Regions from separate parts of the Homo sapiens genome. Here region 1 is linked to region 2. A link is a contact called in ENCODE Hi-C or POLR2A ChIA-PET data. All regions are on one chromosome and are shown on one strand. The core of a region is the stretch at or near the end of the contact, and the rest is flanking DNA. Distances in the headings are between cores, read along the strand shown.

Region 1 (2,700 bases), core at 132-2,631, 220 kb before region 2:
AGTGCAGTGGCGCGATCTTGGCTCACTGAGCTTTGTGCTTTTAAATAGTTCATTTGTCAAGTACCTTGGTAGTGAAATGCAGTGGACACAGTTGTATAAATCCCCTGAAGAAAACAAATTGATATACGCAATCTCCTCCCCTGGCACATAGAGGCCCATCTGTTCCAGCCGAATCTGCCAAGTCAGCAGAGTGAGTCTCGAGCCAGCCTGCATCAGCTGCCACACTTGCAGGTGTCCAGCAAGATGTCATCCACCTGCTGTCTCCAGGCTTCTCTTGCAAAACTAGGTCATAATTCGGTGTCCATTCTGAGGTCCTGTCCATTCCAGCGGATAAAATAAGCAGAATTTATTCCTCAAGAGCCAACGGCCTTTTGTGATAGGATAGATCAAGCATGTCCAACCCATGGCCTATAGGCCACATGGGGCCTGGGACAGCTTTCAAGGCAGCCCAACACAAATTCATAAACTTTCTTAAAACATTATGAGATTTTTTGCAATTTTTTTTTTTAGCCCATCAGCTATCATTCATGTTAGTGAATCTTATGTGTGGCCCAAGACAATTCTTCTCTCAATGTGGCCCCAGGAAGCCAAAAGATTGGACACCTGTGGTAGATACTCATCTGTTGGAGCTATTTTGGGGTGGGCCTTTGCTGAAAGTCAATTGGTGGCCTCCAAGATGATTCCTCAGGATGTCTGTCTGCCCAGTAGAGGAGACGGCACTTCGGTTTCAGGTCCATTTTGGTGAAATGCATCATTAACAGATAAGCAAGAACATTTAGGACAAAAGATAGCGTGCTTTAGAATGACTCTAGGAAAAATTCTCCAATTGCAAGGGGATAAAGCATTGGCCTGCACTGTTCAGGAAGAATGGGAAAACTCCTTTTCATAGAATTTAAAGCAGAAGAGTAGCTGGAGTTCTGCCAGTCCTCTCTGAGCCAGGGCATACACTGGAAAGCCTTTCATAGTCAACTCCCAGGGATCTGCGATTGTCCAGCTTTACTGAGTGGGGTCTACACTCCGTCTCTAGGAAATGTAGCCATGGTCACACCTAAGATTTGGGGTTAGCATGACTACATTTCCTAGTGACATTACTATATCTCTACAGTACTAAAATGTCCCAAAGGGCTATTATGTATCTATTATGTTTTATTATTACAAGAAACCTAAGAGGAAGGTAGGGAATGATTATAGGTTAAATGCAATAAAATATCATGAGAGATTTTATGTATGGTGCCTGGGAAAAGGGAAAAGGGAAAAGAAGAGGGGGAGCGAGCAGATAACAAAGATGGAAGTCCTAAAAGATGGCAGTCCCCCTGTGTGGCAAAGTCTCTAAAACAGCATGTACCTCCAGAATATATTATGGTAGCCAGCCTTAAACTGGACAAGCTGAAAGGGAACTGAGAGATCTCCAGTTTGTTCTCTAGTTTTCAAGACACAAGTCCATAGACAGGAAGTCATTAGGTCAAAGTCACAAGTCAGGAGACAGGCAGAGCTGAAGAAAAACACAGGTAGAATCCAAAATTCATATTCTACTGGGTTGCTTATGAAAGTTAAAAGACACAATATGTTAACATCAACTTGTCAGCCTATTTATAGCAGACCTCTGGTGATTTGAGTAGTTCGCCTCAATCTAAGGGACAAGCCAAACTGTTTGGGATGGCTTTCTTATAGACTCATAATTAAGACTCTATCCTTAGTGTACTCTTCAGCCTATTGCACTAAAGTGAATACTACTTTATGTAAGAACAGTAAGTCCATTACCAAAAAATAAAAACAAGAAAAACACATTATCACTCAATCTCCTTCATTGGTCCTATAAATCAATGCTATTTTCTGAGTCCAAGATCCATGAAAAACCTTCACTAAGTATAAACATCATAAATCATTAACTGATCATTTCCAAAAAGTGACTTTAACTCTGGCCAGGGGTAAATATTCCTGGGATTTATGTCCAATCACAAGCAAGCAGTATTATTTCAGCACATTCGACAGTAGAATTTTGAAAGGGTCATCTAAAAATAGATTCTCAATGACTGCAATGTGAAATCATGCAAACAGAACAGCAGTTGAATGTTGTGGTTTAGAGCTGCAGAGAGACCCACTGAAGCCTTGATAATGTTGTCCCCCAGCACTCAGATAGGAAGCCGACACCAGGCGGCCTTGTTGGCAGTCTGGGGAAAGGCCACACAGCAGACCTCACTGCCTGAGGAAGGCGGGGAGTATGAAGGCTTGAGAGCCCAGAGACAGACAAGGAAAAGGGAAGGAGAAATGAAGGAAGCAAAAACAAGGGAGCTAAGAGGATTTCTCGGAGCACCACCAAGCCAGAGATCTTGTCAGCGCTCTGAGAAAAAGCAGAGAGATTCCATTCATCTCTGCCTTACAGTGGGCTCTTTTGTTAGGCTTGTAGGGCTTCTCTTTTATTCATATATTACAGAGGGGGAGTTGGGATGATATGGGGAGAAAAAGGAGGTGAGAGAGAAAGAGAGGAGTGGAGAGGGGAGAAGAAGGGAAAAAAGCATTTCCTCTCCATAGAAAAAACATTTTAGGCCAGGTGCAGTGACTCATGGGAGCACTTCAGAACGTCGAGGTGGGCGGATTGCCTGAGCTCAGGAGTTGGGGACCAGCCTGGGCAACACAGTGAGACCCCGTCTCTACTAAAAATACAAAAAATGAGCCGGGCGTGGTGACAGGCACCTGTAA
Region 2 (2,700 bases), core at 65-2,564:
TCCAGATTTTCCCATTAAAGAGAAATCACTGGTGGCTTTGTGGAAAAAAAAAGCAGAGACATTTCGCAGAAGCAGTAACTTCAACGATTTATAGTCCAAGTGATTGATTCCACACACAAAACAACATAGCTGGCCTTCACACCAACCCTGTGAGGAAAGGCTGTGTTTGGATACCTGTAATTTACTTTAAAATACTTTCCTACTGCGCAGGTACAGATAGGTTTGTTACGCTGATTGACTCCACAGGGTAGTGGGAGCTTCCTGCTCCAGCACGCTGCAAGGCCACACAGCAGGAGGCAGCAACTCCAGTGATTCCGTTTATCATTTTCTCCAATTAACACTAATGGCTGGGCGAATTAGCACAATGAGCATTAAAACTGTTTTCCCTGGTAAAAGTTAGTGACTTGTTAGCACAATAGAAGTGAAAATGAACAATGGTTGTCAAGTTAGCGGTATTTAAACTCTGGAACTTAGCTCCAATCTCTGCTTGGAGCATCAGCGACACTCTAACCTTAATCCCTAAATCGGCCCAGCTGTGAAAGGATCCAGCTGTGAAATCATAGTAGCTTTTCAGGTTGCCTGATACCATCTAGAAGGGAAACATCCCTCCAACCTAAACTAGAACGAAACTTTCATATTGGATACGGACAGAACACCCAAAGGCCAAGGAGCTTGCACTTCGTGGAGCTCTTAGGCGGGCTGTTCCACAGTTGTGTGTGTGTCTGAGTCTCCTGCTTGCTGACCAATGTTTGAGGGTGTGGTCAAATGGATCTGAAACTTGTTTTCTTCATACATGGTAGCGAGGCTCTGAGGGAAGTACTAACCCTCGCCAATCTCTGATCATCGGCCACCAGCAAAGCTACCAAGAGAAACTACTAGCAGTGCTTGACCAAGCCGGCCCGGGGCGCAACTGGCAGGCGCCGTTACGCCGCGTTGACCACATCCGAAAATAGATGAAGCCTTTGAGAGGCTGAAGAGCCCGACTGGGACAAGGCGTGTGCTGGCCGCCCCCTCGCTGGCTTCCCACAGGCTGCAGCTCCTTGCTCCAGGGCCGGCCCCCTCCTGTCCTCTCTCCAGCCCCCAGCGCCCCGGGAGCGGGCGACGCGCAGCCCTCACTCACCTTTGTGGCAGTGGGACAGGAAGTAGGCGCGGGCCCTCAGGTTCTCCCTATCGAAGCGGTCTATGGAGATAGTTGGATACTCGGCCATCTGCCCCTCGAAAGAACTCATAGCGCCGCCGATCCCAGAGTCCGGGACCCCAAAACCGCAGCTGAAGCCAAGGCCAGCCCTGACCGCGCCGCCACTTCCGGGAAGCCGCGCGCTGCCTCGCCATTGGGCGGCCGAACGCAGCCACGTCCAATCAGAGGAGTCCGGAGACCGGGGGCAAAGTCAAGGAGCATCCGGTCGGGTTCTAGGCGCCCGCTGCTTGGGTTTAAATCACCCGCGCTTCGCTGCACGCGATGGGCCCTGAGCCCTGCCCAGTGCAAGGCTCATTCCCGCCCAACAAACACAGGTGTTGCTCTGGTAAGGCGTTGCCCATGTCTGTGGAGGTGCAGTCGCGGGAAGGGAAATCGAAACTCCCAGAGCAGGTGGCCCCAGCCGACGAGGTGAGTGGGCTGCGGAACTGCGCTTAGAAATCATTCTTCGTTCCGCTTCCTGCTTGTCTGCTGCTAGCCTGAAACCCGAGCTCAGTTCCCCGCCCTCTCTCTTCTGTTCCCAATTTCTAACCTTGTGGGATTACCGTGAGGGTTGTATGAGAAAGTTTGTATCTGACTCATGGTAGATTCAGGAACTATTAATTCCCTCTTCCGTTTATATAATCTACAAACTGAATAAATCATCTCTGCGTGATCTTGGGGCAAATAAGATCCCAATAATGCCTTCGCTGCTGGCCTCTCCCCTGGGCCCCCACCTTTTTGAGCTATACTTTTAGGAAGTTAGAATGATGTACTTAAAAAAAGAAAAATGGCAGGAAAGGTCTAAAATTTTTTAACAACCAAAGCAACTTTATGAAAAGGTTTGTTAAACCTTTTATTGTATTTCCTTTATTGTATTACAATAAACCAAATAATCACCATGACATTTATTGTGCTCCTTCCTATCAAATCTCCTTAGTATAATTAAACACAAACAACCCAGAACACTTTCGCTTTATTTTATTTATTTATTCAGTTGGGGTCTAGTTCTATCGCCCAGGCTGGAGTGCAGTGGCGTGATTTCGGCTCTCTGCAACCTCCGCCTCCCGGGTTCAGGCGATTCTCCTGCCTCAGCCTCCAGAGTAGCTGGGACTACAGGCACGCGCCGCCACGCCTGGCTCATTTTTATATTTTTAGCAGAGACGGGGTTTCACCACGTTGACCAGGCTGGTCTCGAGCTCCTGGCCTCATGCGATCCGCTCGCCTCGGCCTCCCAAAGTGCTGGGTGAGCCATTGTACCTGGCTTTCCAGGCCTCCATAACACTTGAAGTCCCACTTTGTGCACAGCACTGTGACAAACCTTCGGGTAGCATTCAATCTATCTGGCGACAACATGTTTGCAGAATATGGCAAATAAATGCTTCCACAGAGACGCAAGGTAACGTGAGAACAAATCCAGGAACAAAGATTTCTGACCAGGGAAATCAGGAATCAGAATGCCATCCCAGCCCACCTCAGTGGCTCATGCCTGTAATCCCAGCACTTTGGAGGGCTGAGGCAGGTGA

The links. A loop is a pair of places that touch in the nucleus more often than their neighbours do. ChIA-PET counts read pairs that join two places held with the same protein, here RNA polymerase II (POLR2A). Pooled maps may share reads with other maps.
Region 1: a map of ascending aorta shows a loop between it and region 2 (2.0-fold over the local background). The contact joins the enhancer-like site here to the promoter of DCLRE1C in region 2. A Hi-C loop is called at or near these places in 2 of 168 maps with a recorded cell type or tissue (B cell and ascending aorta), 16 of 37 single-sample maps with no recorded cell type and 5 of 50 pooled maps. POLR2A ChIA-PET finds 5 or more read pairs at or near these places in 4 of 52 experiments (B cell, H1, HEK293T and 1 more).

What each region holds. Positions count from the first base shown.
Region 1 is chr10:14,734,795-14,737,494 of GRCh38, forward strand. All of the region lies in intron 1 of FAM107B (family with sequence similarity 107 member B), which reads right to left. Among named protein-coding and RNA genes, the nearest start is that of FAM107B, 39 kb to the right of the region's middle. Within about 2 kb of position 1,382, at least 14 of the 41 ENCODE cell types and tissues checked have a DNase peak (open chromatin) inside an H3K27ac peak, as active enhancers do; they include B cell and ascending aorta, where a contact is called at or near this core.
Region 2 is chr10:14,952,782-14,955,481 of GRCh38, forward strand. DCLRE1C (DNA cross-link repair 1C) reads right to left here and starts at 1,315. Exons shown (of 14, transcript NM_001033855.3): 1 at 1,121-1,315. The coding sequence starts at 1,229. It also overlaps a transcript of MEIG1 not described here. RefSeq lists enhancers at 1-680, 681-1,408 and a silencer at 1,427-1,506.